Regions from separate parts of the Homo sapiens genome. Here region 2 is linked to region 1. Evidence: read pairs that join two places in POLR2A ChIA-PET (ENCODE). Cell type or tissue: GM12878. All regions are shown on one strand. Links, peaks and the distances in the headings refer to the core of each region. The heading gives the core; the rest is flanking DNA.

Region 1 (7,674 bases), core at 2,076-6,075:
CTTGTAATTTATTTGTTGGAGACAATTGGTTGTTTTGTAGCGTTTTCTATACCTTGGATTTTACCGAGTGCATCCCCATGATATTACGTAACATGTTGTCTTTTCTCTGTGTTTCCTATTTTGAATCTAGGGGCTTGAGCCCCCAGTTTCATTTTGGGCAGGAAAGACTACTTTGTGGATGGTGGGTGGTGTGTTCTTCCATAAGGAGGCACATAATGCCTCCTTTATCCATTAGTTTATTAAGGATTATAAGATGATGCTATAATAATTTGCTATTCCTTCATTACTAACTTTATACAAGTCAAATTTTTCCTCATCTACTACTTGGAAACTTAATGGTACAGTTTGTATAGGAAAGACAGGATAAGTCTTGTCTTTTTCTTCATTCTTTCTCTTCATTCACCAGTTTTCAAAATAACAAGTTGGCTCACTAGCATTTTCTAATGGTAATTAATTTGTATTTTTCCTGGTTTTATTATGAACTTATGGCTTTAAACATATTTGATGTGTTTCAACCCACTACAATTATTGTCCTGATTAATGCTTGGCTTGTCCCATCTTTGGCTTGTTGGGCATCCACAAGTTGGCTCCTGAGTGCCTTTGACATGACCTTGGTAATCTTTGATGGCTTCTTTGCTTTCTGATATGACAAGATGTTCTGGGCTCATTTTGTATGTTATCTGCTTGAGATCTGCAATCAGCCATTTCTCTCAGAAGTTTTGGTTCTCTTCAATAGGAAATGGTATTTCAAGACCGTAATCTGGGAAGTAGGGGCACTAATTGCTACTAGATTGTTCATTGCTTCTACACCTCTTCAGTGGAGAGATCTAGTACTTATTGGATTTTGGCTGAACCTTTTCTGCTTATTTCCATACCAAGAATCCCAGTAGTCAGTGACACTGAAAAAAAAGGATAGCATTAGAATATTACATAACTATTCATTTGCTTATTTCAATAGACGTTTTTAAGCTGGAGGATGACATGAGTAGCTCTGAATTATAGAAGGGTAGCTCATTTGGTACTCAAGCAGAGAAAGATGGATTGGAATTGGGCAAGTTGATGGAAGAGAAATCAATCTAGAGGCTATTGCTATATAGGATGGTGGCAATTAGAATGGGGAAGAGGTAAAGCATTTGAGAACGATTTCAGGGGAATCTTTATTTTATCTGTAAGATTTGGTGACTAGCTCTGGCAGGATGAAAATCATTGGGAAGTTGAAGATAAACTCTAGAACACCATTCAAGAGTGATTTTATTTAGTGATATAGGGGAGTAGCGGATGCTGGGGAAAATGGGAGAGGGAGAATGACTAGTTGTATATTATTAAAGCAGTTAAAGTGTGGGGGAAGAGGTCAAGGAATAGTGAATTTGGGATCTTCATCATCAAGTCTCAGCCTATTAGTTTAGCATTCAAAGACAACCACTCTAGCCTCAATGACCTTTCCAATACTTAACAAATTCTCTGACTCAGTCAGACCTCCCCTTATTTCTCAACTCTGTACCTCTGCATAGATGATATATGTCGTTGCCCCATTCCTCTGATAATTAGTGTATTAGTCCATTTCACACTGCTATAAAGATACTACCTGAGACTGGGTAACTCATAAACCAACAAGGTTTGATTGACTCACAGTTCTGCGTGGCTGGGGATGCCTCAGGAGACTTAGAATCATAGGGGAAGGTGAAGGGGAAGCAGGCAACTTTTTCACAAGGCAGCAGGAGAGAGAGACAGTGCAGGGAAACTGCCACTTTTAAACCATCAGATCTCATGAGAACTCCCTCACTATCACGAGAACAGCATGGGGGAAACTGCCCAGCGATCTAATCACCTCCCACCAGGTCCCTCCCTCAACATGTATGGATTACAATTGAAGATGAGATTTGGGTGGGACACAGAGCCGAGCCATATCAATTAGGAAGTTCAAGATTCACCTGAAGTCACCTCTGAAATCCTCTGCTGTTTCCCATATTTTAGTTATGTGGTTTTATATTGTCTTCTAATTGTTTTGTGTTTTTGTCTTAGTTACTCAACAAAGTTGGGCAATCTTACAGGTCAGATCAGAGAGCTCATTATGTCTTCTCTAAATCTTTCTTAGGAGTGGGTGACTTATAGAAGACAGTGTTATTGGCCAGTCAGGGCAAGAAATCTTGGGTTAATATCTATTAACGGTTTGACTTATGTGCGTTTACTTTCTCTCCTGTTAGCCTCTAATAAACTGTCTCTTTGTTGTGTTTAAAAGTAGTCTCTATTAATGAATACCTCTAGAATATTTCCAGTTGTGATCCTTAAATTGTTTTCATCAAAATGGAGCTGAAGTGGTTCAAAAGATATGTAAACTCTACAGAAAGGTCCCCTAAGTGTCTGTTGTTTTATAGGCTTCTTTCATTTCACAGTGTTTTACCTCAATCATATATCCACACAAGTGCTTCTCTTGACATTTCTCGAAAATGGGAGAAGAAGAATAAAATTGTTTATCCTCCACAACTGCCTGGAGAACCTCGGAGACCAGCAGTAAGTTCGTGGGTAGAACTAATCTCTTAATTGTGGTAGTGCTCTTACTCTTAAGTGATTAGTAATGATTTATTATTCTGTGTTAAAAAAATTATACAACCATTCACTCTAATTGACAGAGAAGATGTACTAGATTTATCTCTTCAATAGTTGAAAAAGATTGTTATTCTTTACTTATTTGTCTTTACTTAACCTCCTGGATAGGGACCTTAACTCTAAAACTAAGCTAATAGTTTAAGACATACTGATTTTTGACTCTGAGAGGCTTGCTGATGAGCTCTTAATGATGGAGCATGTGGAGTTGGCAAGAATGACTTAAACTATTGGCCAATGTTTAAATTATGTATATGATTTTCCAGTGTTATATATTTGAATATAGACACACTGTTTTTTGTTTGTTTGTTTGTTTGTTTGTTTTGCAATTTGAACCTAAAGTTTGAACTTAATCATTGGGTTCCTACTGGAGATTTATCTTATCGTTATCTGCACAGAATAAACAAATAACTTTTCAACTTTCATATTTTGTCATGACATCACAACTTGAAAGATTTGTCAGTATAGGCTATTAAGTATTGACTCCATTTTGTTTATTTTATTTTATTATTATTATTATTTTTGAGACAGAGTCTTGCTCTGTCACCCAGCTGGAGTGCAATGGCACGATCTTGACTCACTGCAGCCTTCGCCTCCCGGGTTCAAGGGATTCTTCTGCCTGAGCCTCCGGAGTAGCTGGGATTACAGGTGCCCGCCACGATGACCAGCTAATTTTTGTATTTTTAGTAGAGATGGGGTTTCACCATGTTGGCCAGGCTGGTCTCCATTTTGTAATTAACCAAAATTGACTAAATGAAACGTTACACAATTGCACAAATATCATAAATAAAAATTTTTCTGTAACTAATGAACTTTTTTTGCTTCTTACCTGAGCTCTTTGAAATCACGTATTTTTTTTTTTTTTTTTTGAGATGGAGTCTCCCTCTGTCGCCCAGGCTGGAGTGCAGTGGTGCAATCTTGGCTTACTGCAAACTCTGCCTCCCGGGTTCACGCCATTCTCCTGTCTCAGCCTCCCGACTAGCTGGGACTACAGGCGCCTGCCACCATCCCGGCTAATTTTTTGTATTTTTAGTAGAGACGGGGTTTCATCGTGTTAGCCAGGATGGTCTCGATCTCCTGACCTCATGATCCGCCTGCCTCGGCCTCCCAAAGTGCTGGGATTACAGGCGTGAGCCATCGTGCCCGGCCTGAAATCAGGTATTAATTGGAAATAAATTACAACAGTATTTGTCAAGTCCAGAATCTATAACAGCACAATTTTGTTATGTGTTTGTTTTGTTTAGTATCTTTAGATACTAAAAAAATGTACTTTAGGATATATCCCAAGTGGCAAAATTCAAATAGTTAGTAGTATGTCATCTGCTTAACTCTAGCAAATGATGAACACTATCAATACAGTAATTTGTTGTGTGTTATATTTAATGAAACTATTTTGATTAACTTTTTTGTATCATTTATCCTTCTTATACAAGTGCCTGTGGGAAGACATTTAATTTGATTTGATATAGGTACTTTGGAAAACCTTAATTTCTCTATTTTGCACAGATTTTGTTTCAGTAATCCTTTGGGGGACAAATTATGACATCTGGGAAATATGAACATTTTCTGACTTTAAATAGTATTTAGTAATTTAATATTGGTACATCAGTTGTACCTGTTATGACTGGGAATACCGATACCCTTCATAAATACCTAACTTACCAGAAATAATTTATTCACTGGCCATATAGTTCATAATACTGCGCTATAATATACAATGTCCCTTAGAATTTCCAATCTGCCAGCTGCAGCCATTATTAAAATTAGTTTTATCTCTAGCTGAAAAGAGGGCCAGATAATATCTACCATTCTACCTAATTCTGATCTTCTGCATTAGAATATATAGTCAATAAATAACAGTGGATGGGATAGTGAGCAAAACCCGTAGCAGTAAATAAAAATGAATGTTACCAATGTAGAGTTGTTCTAGGCTACTCCTCATATTTTTAAGACTAACTTCGTAGTTTAGCTAGCACCAATTTCCAAAGAATATAGATTCTTATGTAGATTTTATCTTATATGGGGCTTCATATGAAGACAGTGAAGGCTGGGTGTGGTGGTTCATGCCTGTAATCCCAGCACTTTGGGAGGCTGAGGTGGGCATATCACAAGGTCAGGAGTTCAAGCCCAGCTGGCCAATATGGTGAAGTCACATTTCTACTAAAAATACAAAAATTAGCCGGGTGTGGTGGTGCACACCTGTAGTCCCAGCTACTGGGAGGCTGAGGCAGGAGAATCACTTGAACCTGGGAGGCAGAGGTTGCAGTGAGCTGAGATCGCACCACTGCACTACTTCAGCCTGGGTGACAGAGCGAGACTCCGTCTCAGGAGAAAAAAAAAAAAAAAAAAAAAAAAAAGAAAATGAGCCAGAGAGAAATTAAATGGCTTTCTTTATGATAGTCACACCTTGTTAATTTGGGCTTCAGTTTCCTTTTGCAGTATCTTTGAAAAAAAGCTATGTTAAATAAATGAAAAGTGTAATGAGACTGGGTCAAAACTCTTTGAGCTACCATTTCTTATTTTTCCTCTTTTTCTTCACTCCCCCAACAACCGTTTCTATATGAGACGTATTTTTAATTTATGGATTAGTCAGCATACTGATAATAATACCTTAATGTGAATCTGAATCTCATAAAGCTCTAGTAAGAACTTTTTTTTTTTTTTTTTTTTTTTGAGACAGGGTCTAGCTCTGTTGCCCAGGCTGGAGTGCAGTAGCATGATCTCGGCTCACTGCAGCCTCCACCTCCTGGACTCAAGCTATTCTTGTGCCTCAGCCTCCCAAGTAGCTGGGATTACAGGTGTGTGCCACCACGCCCGGCTAATTTTGTATTTTTAGTAGAGATGGGGTTTCTCTGTGTGGTCCGGGCTGGTCTCCAACTCCTGGCATCAAGTGTTCCACCCACCTTGGCCTCCCAAAGTGTTGGGATTACAGATGTGAGCCACCGCACCTGGCCTAAAACTTTTTTTTTTTTTTTTGAGACAGGGTCTCACTCTGTTGCCCAGGCTAGAGCACAGTTGTGCAGTCATGGCTCACTATAGCCTTGACCTCCTGGGCTTAAGAGATCTTCCCACCTCAGCCTCCTGAGTAGCTGGGACCACAGGTATGTGCCACCACTCCCAGCTAATTTTTGTATTTTTAGTAGAGACGAGTTTTTGTCATGTTGCCCAGGCTGGTCTCAAACTCCGGGGCTCAAGCAATCTTCCTGCCTCGGCCTCCCAAAGTGCTGGGATTACAGGCATGAGCCACAGCGCCTGGCCAGAAATTTTATTAGGTAACACTTTTTCCTCATTTGAATTATTATATGCATTTAAAAATAAATTGATTTATTTAAAAGTTATTGATTTAGACATTTTATAATTTAGACATACATTTATTTCATTTGAATAACTATTTTACGTATCCTATCCTCACTTTATCTAATTTGCTGTATAGGTCAGTTAATGGCAGAGATATATAACTAGGTCTTCTGACCTCCACCTTTGTTACTTTATTTGCTTGATACGTACTGAGACTTTGTCTCGTTTATCTTTAGAAAGTGCCCTTAGACATTTCACCTGCCCAAAGTAAATGCTGAGGTTTTTTTTCAGTTTTGGAAGAGGATGATTAACTTTTGCCTTTCTTGTAAACACTTCTTCCTTTTTGCCATCCTCTGGTCAGGATTACCATTGTTTATATGTGTAAAATTTGAGGGTAATCATACAAAATTAAGGTTTAAAATTATCCCACCACAAGAATGCACAAATTAAAGGGTCTCTTCTTTTTTATTTTTATTTTTTTGAGACGGAGTCTCGCTCTGTCGCCCAGGCTGGAGTGCAGTGGCGCAATCTCAGCTCACTACAAGCTCCACCTCCCGGGTTCATGGCATTCTCCCGCCTCAGCCTCCCGGGTAGCTGGGACCACAGGCGCCGGCCACCATGCCCGGCTAATTTTTTTTTTTTGTATTTTTAGTAGAGACGGGGTTTCACCATTCACAGGATGGTCTCGATCTCCTGACCTTGTGATCCGGCCGCCTCGGCCTCCCAAAGTGCTGGGATTACAGGCTGAGCCACTGCTCCCGGCCAAGGGTCTCTTCTATATGAAAGATTTCATTGAGTGGATTAATTTTTGCAGATTATTATTATCAGTCATGATAGTTCTTTCCTCTCCCTGTCTCCCCAAGAAACTTTATTGCTGAAAATGTAATTAGGCTATTGCTATAGTTTCAGGCTGTCTGCTTCTATTGCAACTGAAATCTGCCACATATTAAAAGATGGCCACTTGAGAAAACTGCTCTTTCTAAGGCATTTGAAAATTTCCAGCAGGAGTCAGAATGTTAGAAAGTTTTGAGACCTCCTTGCTATAGTTTTCCATAACACATGTTTTCTAATTTTTTTTTAAATGGCAGTTTGGTATAGTAGTGGAAAGAAAGTGGGTTTTAGAGTCAATAGAGGAACTTTTGAAAGTAGATGTGCTAGACATTGTATCAGGTGTATCATACTTCTCTGTTCTTTGAATTCCAACTTTGTCTCTTGCAAACCTCTGGTCTTAGACAAGTCACTTGATTTCTCTGATTTTCAGTTTATATGTAAAATGTTTCATCCCTCAACTCATAGAGTTAGACTAAATGAAATAATGAGTGAAAAGTGCTTTTTGAACTATACATTGTAATTAAACAGGACATACCTACAACTTTAAATAGAAGATAATAAAAGCTAACATTTACTGAGAAGTTACCATGTGCCAAGCACTATAAAATGGTTTCTTGAAATAGGTTACTTTATTTCCCTCTAATTATCGTTTTATTTATTTTACAGAAGAGGAAAATTAGAGAGAGGTTAAGTAGCTTGCTCAAGATTATGTAGCTAGTAAATGGCAGAGTTAGGATTCAAATCCAGGCAGGCAGTCTGATTCTAGAACCTATGCTGTTGGCCAAACACCTAGAATATTGGCTTTTCACATGAAAACACTTGTCCATTTTGCCATTTTTCTCCTCATTAATAATGAACGTTTTCTTGTACTTTTTCTTTTGTTCTTTTAATCAGCTAAATGTTTTAAAGATACTTTCATTTAAATCTTTTAGGATTTCTTTG
Region 2 (7,674 bases), core at 1,471-5,470, 440 kb before region 1:
CATGAAAACTGTGGAGCCATCTCATTTTTCCCCACAATTATTTTTGTCAATTGCACTGCTATACATGTTCACTGTAGAAAATTAGCAAGTGCTCATAAATAAAAAAGAAAAAAAAAAGGAAAAGATATGCACTGTGAATATTTTGGTGCATATTCTTTTGACTTTCTGCTCCTAGGAACAGCTAACACTTCCTGTGAGCCAGACCCTGTGCTGAATGCTTGGGAATGGCAGGGCCAGCTCTCACTCCTCGATGTAGGTCCTGCCAAGACACACTCAGGATGTGGTAGCAGATTCATGAGCCTCTTTCTTCAGAGATTCTGGGTCAGAGGAGCTGGACGGGGCCTGGGAATCTGCATTCAGTAAGTTCCCTGGGAAATTCTGATGAGCGTACTCTTTGGACCACACTTCGAGTCAGCTAGCTGTGCGTCCAACCTACTCATTGCTGGAGCCCACAGAAAACAGCTGGAGCTCAGATTGGAGCCCACAGAAAAGAGACCTGCCCAGGGATACCCAGCCAGTGTGGCAGGGCCCGGTCCACAGACTCCCCTCTCCGCCTCGCTAAGGGCTCTCCCTGCCGTGCTCCTGCAGCTCTCCTCATGCCGACAGATGTTATTGTTTTCTTATGCCTCCAATTAAACAAAAAATCCTGTCAACGGGCGACAGGCCTAATGCACAGAGGCATTAACCAGACTTGCAACCCGACCCGGGCCTGCTCCTGTGGGTAAAGCACACTCCCTCTGCAGGCCACTGTGGCAGTCTCTCTCTGGATAAAGGGCCCTGCTGAGGCACCATCACCCTACCTGGTGCACACTGTGACCCCGGCAGATGCCTCTGGGAGCAGGACCTGGTTAGCCTGTCACCATGGCAACCCTGCTGCTGCCTTGAGACCCACTGAGGCAGCCTTTCCTAGACACCAGGTAGGTGAGAGCTGGAGACACAGAGGCCCAGAGAGGTGAAGGGTCTGCCTGAAGTTACCCATTAGGTCAGGGGCAGAACCTTCCACTAGCTTCCTTCCAGCTTCAGGCTGCTAAAGAAAGCAGGAGAAAATTGGCGACCCTGGCAGAAGGTTCCCCAGGAACAGGGTCTGCAGGATACAGAGCCACTGCTAACCTCAGAGCTGGAGTCCTGCCTGCAACCCTGCTTCTGGTCTCAGAGGCAGAGGCATTAGGGTGTGGGAGGCAGCAGCGACCTCCCCAGTCCTCCTGCTGCCTGCCTCCCAGAGTCCTGCTTGGAGCCAGGCCTCTGAGCAGGGAGGCATGGACACACATCTCAGGCCTGGGAAGCCCTCAGGGAGCAAGTTCCAACTCCTTCATTTTGCAGGTGGGGAAACTGAGGCCCTGAGAACATGACATACCCATCCAAGGTCTCACAGACTTAAACCTTGTCGTCTGAATCCTTGACAAGCGCTCTTTCCGCAAGGAAACCAGTTCCACGTGAGCACAGATTGCAGCATGGGGAACCACTTCCCCAGCATTGCCCACCCAGTCCCAGGGGCGGAGCCTGAACCCAGCCATGGTTGCTCTGCAGATGAGCAGAAAGCAGGGCTGTGGGACCCACTTAGGAGAGTGACACATTTTGGAGAGCTGCCTTCAGGCACTTGGTAGGCTGGCACTTGAGAGAGGGGAAGGCTTGTTCTGTGACGGCCATGAAGACCAAGCCAGGGCTCTCGGGGGTAAAGATTCAAGCTCCACCTGCAGAAGTCGATTCTATCATTCTGGCCAAGGAAACCTGACAGGCCCTGGACTCCTGCCTGCCCCACACTCATCTCTACACCATTCCCCCGACTCACACCTCAACTCTGCTTGCTTGGCTCCCCGACACGCCATGCGCATTCCCGCCTTGTAGCCTTTGCACTTGTAGTTCCCTCTGCCTGGAATGCTTTTTCACAGCTCCAGTCTGGCTTTTTCTTGTCATTCACATTTCAGCTGGACGTATCACCTCTTCCGAGAGGCCTTCCCAACTCACCCTAACAACGCTATCCCGTCATCAGCCTGAGTAATTCAGCTTAGGGTTTACCGCTGTCATCTTTACTTCTTATTGGCCTCTGACTACTCCTGCTTTCTAGAATGTAAGTTCCATGAGAGCAGATATCTTGTGCGTCCCTTATCCCCAGTGGCAAACAGTTCCTTCACATAGTGCTGCTGAATAAATATTCCCTAACTGGATGAATAAATGGAAGAATGAGCTGCCATGTAGGGAGATCCCTGACAAAAGTGGGATGCAAGCAGAGGCTGGATGTTTATCTGTGGGTGATGCTGTGGAGGTGGCATGCCTTAGTCATTGAGAGAAATTAAGAATCTCTGTTTTGAGGTCAAGCGCAGTGGCTTGTGCCTGTAATCCCAGCACTTTGGGAGGCCAAGGCAGGGAGATTACTTGAGGCCAGGAGTTCGAGAACAGCCTGACCAACATGGTGAAATCCCATTGTTACACGTGTCCGTATAAGAAACCACCTGAGCAGGCTTAGTGTGAGCAACAACGCTGTTTATTCACTTGGGTGCAAGTGGGCTGAGTCCGAGAAAGGAGTCAGTGAAGGCTGGTGGGATTATCATTGGTTCTTATAGGTTTGGGATAGGCGGTGGAGTTAGGACTCCTTTCTCGGACTCAGCCCACTTGCACCCAAATGAATAAACAGCCTTGTTGCTCACACTAAGCCTGCTCACGTGGTCTTTTATACGGACGTGCGTAAAATTCATCTCCACCGAAAATACAAAAATTAGCTGTGCGTGGTGACGCATGCCTGTAGTCCCAGCTACTTGGGAAGCTGAGGCAGAAGAATCACTTGAACTGGGAGATGGAGGTAGCAGTGACACGAGATTGTGCCACTGCACTCCAGCCTGGGTGACAGAGTGAGACTCTGTCTCAAAAATAAAAAATAAAAATAAATAAAAATTATACATATATATATATATCCTTTGATATTTGCTCGATGTGTGACCCAGGGTAGGTTACTATACCTCTCTGAACCTCACTTTCCCCATGTGTAAAATGAGGGCCCTAATAGTACATTCCACATAAGACAATTGTAATGATCACATGAGATGCTGTTGTAAAGAGTTTAGCCAGGGCCTGGCAGACAGTGCGTGCTCCATAGTCATTAGTAATAGTCCTTAAAGATCTATTCTGACTGTAATCCCTTCTGACTCTCAGACACATGAAGTCTTGGATGACACGTGCACTTGGCTTGAGCATCCTCAAATGCATCTCCCAAGTGCTGTATCTGCCCTCAGCCCCTTCCTGTGTTCTCCCTGTGGCCAGAGCCTCTGAGGTGGTATAACCACATTGCTTCTTTCAAGTTGCTGCAGTGTGAAAGGGGAGACAGAACATGCTTGGGCCCAATTCTCAAGGGCCCAAGGGCCCATGGGGTGCAGATGGGAGAGAATTGAATTTCTGCTAGAGTCATCAGGGAAGGCTTCTCAGAGGAGGTAGGACTTGAACTGCACCTGACAGAGCTGGCAGGATTGGGAAACAGGGAAAGGAGGAGGGAGGCACTGCAGGCAGGAAGAATGGCACGAGCAACAGCTTGGAAGAAAGGATACATGCATTCATTCATCTATTTGTTGACTGAATTCTATGAACTGAATGTGACGCCCAAAGCTCATGTGTTGCGAACTTAATCCCTAATGCAACAATGTTAGGAGTGGGGTCCCATAAGAGGTGATTAGGTGATGAAGCTTTACCCTTGTGGATGGATTAATGTCATTATTATGGGAGTGTGTTTGTGATCTATCTTGAGAGTAGGTTATAAAATTGAATTTGGCCCCTCTTGCTCTCTGGCACACATGTTCTCTTGCCCTTCCCCTTCCATCATGGGATGATGCAGCAAGAAAGTCCTCGTCAGATGCCGGCACCATGCCCTTGGCCTCCCCAGCCTGCATAAGCACTAGCCAAATAAATGTATTTTCTCTGTAAATTAGCCATTCTGTGGTATTGTGTTATAGCAACCCAAAACAGACTAAGACAGCACCTAATATACACCAGAAACTGGCTGGGCCCTGTGCTGAACAAAACCCCTATTCGACAGAGCATTTAGCCTACTGGGGGGACAGACAAGTAAACAGACAAATACAGTACAAAAAGACAAACACGGATGCACAGGGCCCCCAGGGCATAACTGAGTCCACTGGGAGTCAGGGAAAGTTTCCTGGAGAAAGCGACACTTAAACTGAGCCTGAAGGCAGAGTGGGGCAGGACAAGTGTTCCAAGCAGAGGGAACAGAGTGTGCAGATAGCAAAAGCAAGAGGGTCTCTTTTAGTTCAAAGACCTACAAGGTGTTCAGTGTGCCTGGAACTCAGTAAATGAGAGGAGCACGTGAAGATGACAGTGGAGGGGGCCAGGACACGAAGGGCCTCAACATTGGGCTGAGACGTTTTTAGCCTTTGCCCTGAGAGTAGTGGAAAGTCACTGAAGGGTTTCAAGAAGGGACTATGCCAATAGGAGCTGCATTTGCCAAAAGGTCATTCTATCTGCTGTGTGGAAAGAGGAGAAGGCCAGGTGTGGCAGAGGCAGGAGAGAGAGAGGTTAGGTCGCCTATTGCAGTCATCAAGGTGAGAGATGCAGTGGGCAGGTGTAGAAATGGGAGGAAGGCACAGAGTCTCTCAGGAGACTTTCCTTGCTGCAACTAGGCCGGCTGGGAGTGGGTGGCAAGGAATGAGAGGGAGGGGGCAGACGGATTATGAAGGAAGATGTGCTATAAAATTTTGGTTCAGAGATGCCTGAAAGGCATAATTTTTCAGGGACCCCCAGGTAGGGTACAACTGCTGGGGAAGTTTGATAAGTGATCAGAGTGGGTAATGACTTCAACACCTGTTTACTGAATACCTACTGCACATCAAGCATTGTACTAGGCCCTGTGGACTCAATGGTGAGCAAGACAGATGAGTTTGCTGCTTGTCTTACCACAGTGGAGGAGCAAGACAATAAACAAAACCGTAGATAACATGGCAAGTGGTGATAGATGGGTTAGAGAAGAATAAGGCCCAATGAAGGGGCGTGTGAAGGGCAGAGAGGGACTGCAGTTTCAAATACAGTTGGCAAGAGCTTCATCAAGAAAACCAATTCATTTCTATTTTCCTTTTTTTTAAAAATCTTTATTGTGATACAATTTGCATACCATACAATTCAAATCTACAACTCAATGGTTTTTAGTACATTCACAGGGTTGTGTAACCATTACCACGATCTAATTCCAGAACATTTTTATCACCCCCAAAAGAAACTCTCTACCCATCAGCAGTCACTCTCCACTCCCCCTTTGCTCCAGCCCCTGGCAACCACTGACCTACTTTCTGTTGCTATGGATTTGCCTATTCCGGACATCTCATAGAAGTGGAATCATGCAATGTGTCATCTTTGGTGACTGGCCTCTTTCACTCAGCATCAAGTTTTCAAGGTGCAGAATAAGGTAACTTTTGAGCAGACACCTGGAGCTGAGCAAGGTGGCTGTGCAGATGTTGGGGGCGGCACTCAGGGGAGAGAGGAACTCCAAACTGCCCAACCACAGAAAGTGAAGCACTTGCTCCAGCCAAGCTGCCCTGGGTCCCCCTGGGGAAATGCCTTGCCTAGCAGACAGTGAGGAAGGGTAAGTTAGGGTAGCTGGCATTGAGGGAACCTAGACAGCCTGCTTTCTAGCTTGGGTAGGTGGGTTGCAAAGATAGCCTCTGACACCCTAGGAGACTTTGGAATGCTCCTTGGGATCTCAAAGCTGGGAGAGTCTTTGGCTCCTCCAGCCCCAGGGAATTGGAATGCTATTCCAATGGATGTGAGCCTGTACAGCTCAAAAGCCCAGGAAGGGTGGGAGGGGCTGGTGTTGCTGTGATGGTTTGGGCTCAGTGGGGTATCTGGGGGAACAGAGGGGTGGCAGGAGGGAACAGCTGGGCCTGTGATTGAGAACCAGCTTTCTCTCACCATCCCTTTTTCTGGGACTGGGAGCATCCAGATACTACAGCAGGCTCTCAAAGATCTGAATGGGCTTTTAATGTGGTTTTTTTTTTTTGTTTTTTGTTTTGTTTTGAGATGGAGTCCCACTCTGTCGCCCAGGCTGGAGTGCAGTGGTGCAATCTTGGCTCACTGCAATCTCTGCCTCCCGGGTTCAAGTGATTCTCCTGCCTCAGCCTCCTAAGTAGCTGGGATTACAGGCATGTGCCACCACACCCGGCTAATTTTTTGTATTTTTAATAAAGACAGGGTTTCATCATGTTGGTCAGGCTGGTCTCGAACTCCTGACCTCAGGTGATCCACCCGCCTCTGCCCCCTAAAGGGTTGGGATTACAGGCGTGAGCTCCCGTGCCTGGCCAATGATTGGCTTTTTGATGGGACTTTTGTAAAGCCAGAGGGTGAAGACTGGAAGATATTTCTCGGGGCTCATTGAAAATTCTGGATTTTTCTAGTCTACGGCAGAGTGGGGCTTGAGAAGGAGAGGCGATGACCAGAGCCAGCGAGGTCTCCTGCTCTCAGCAGGGTGGAGGGCTGGAAAGCAGAGGTGTCTGCAGTCCTGGGCAGGAGTCCCAGCTCAGGGTAGCCTTGGTGAAGCCTTTTACCTCTATGGTCCACAGACTCCCCAGACGGGCACATGGGACACCATAGTCCACAGTGTCCCTCCCAACTTTGACACTCTAGGATTCCAGACCCCTAGGATCAGAATCACTGTGGGAGAGGTGCCAAGTGCCTCAGGGACACAGAGACTTTAGTAAACTCAAGGCACGATACAGGGCTTGACATGTGGTCTGACAATGGGGAACAATTTTTCTTTTAAAATTATTAATTTTTTTCATTTTGTAAGTATTTTCATGTATATTTCTAAAATGTAGGAGCTCTTTTTAAAGCAAACTATAATACCATTATCATAACCTGTATCAGTCAACTATTGCCACAATGATGCTGAGCAACAAACTCAGTGGCATTCAATGACAAGAATTTGGTTCTCTCTAAGATTTCTGTGGGGCAGCTGGGTTTGGCTGAAGTAGGTGGGGCGTGGCTCCAGGTTGCCATTGGGGTCAGGTTGGCTTCATGTGTCTTACTATTTTGGGGCCAGCAGGCTTCCCTGGCATATGTTCTCTTGATGAGGGCAGGAACTCAAGAACAAGCCCAACCCTGCAAGCTCATTTCAACCTTTCACTGGGTCATGTTCACCAGCAACCACTGGCTAATGCAAGTTACAAGGCCAAGCCCAGAGTCAAAAGGTGGGGAAATGGATTTCACTTCCTGATGGGAGGAGCTGCCGAATTCCCTATAGATTCAGGGAAGAGGGAAAAATGGGGTCCATTTTTACAATCAGCCAAACCCAGCATCCTCCAATGGTGACCAATGAGGGAGGTGTATATGTATCTATTTTTGTTTCTTTATGAACTGTAGATTTATTGCACTTATTTATTCTTGTTAACACTCCTTTGACCTTTTCAGTTTAGCATTGCCCTAGGAGTCTCTGGGAACTTCCTGCTCTTTATTAATTATAAGAAGTTCCAGGCTCATCTTGTACATTTCCTGCCCCAGACCTAGAATTAGCACCTTTTTAAAAAGCTATGCATTTGTGCTGGGCACGGTGGCTCACTAAGGGAGGCCAAGGCAGGCAAATCTCCTGAGGCCAGGAGTTCGAGACCAGCCTGGCCAAATGGTGAAACCCCCTCTCTACTAAAAATACAAAATCAGCTGTGTGTGGTGGCGAGCGCCTGTAATCTC

What was found. Peaks named below come from ENCODE experiments on the same cell type or tissue, not always from the same donor. Only the 100,000 strongest peaks of a DNase experiment are listed, where the experiment ranks them.
Region 2: POLR2A ChIA-PET joins it to region 1 with 7 read pairs; 2 of 35 experiments call an interaction of 5 or more read pairs at or near these places.

The regions. Positions count from the first base shown.
Region 1 is chr5:154,948,428-154,956,101 of GRCh38, forward strand. MRPL22 (mitochondrial ribosomal protein L22) reads left to right here. Exons shown (of 7, transcript NM_014180.4): 3 at 2,394-2,511. Among named protein-coding and RNA genes, the nearest start is that of MRPL22, 11 kb to the left of the region's middle. In GM12878, for the core only: no CTCF peak of the experiment used is centred there; no DNase peak of the experiment used is centred there.
Region 2 is chr5:154,505,069-154,512,742 of GRCh38, forward strand. No RefSeq gene overlaps it. Among named protein-coding and RNA genes, the nearest start is that of HAND1, 31 kb to the left of the region's middle. In GM12878, for the core only: no CTCF peak of the experiment used is centred there; a DNase peak (open chromatin) is centred at 3,258.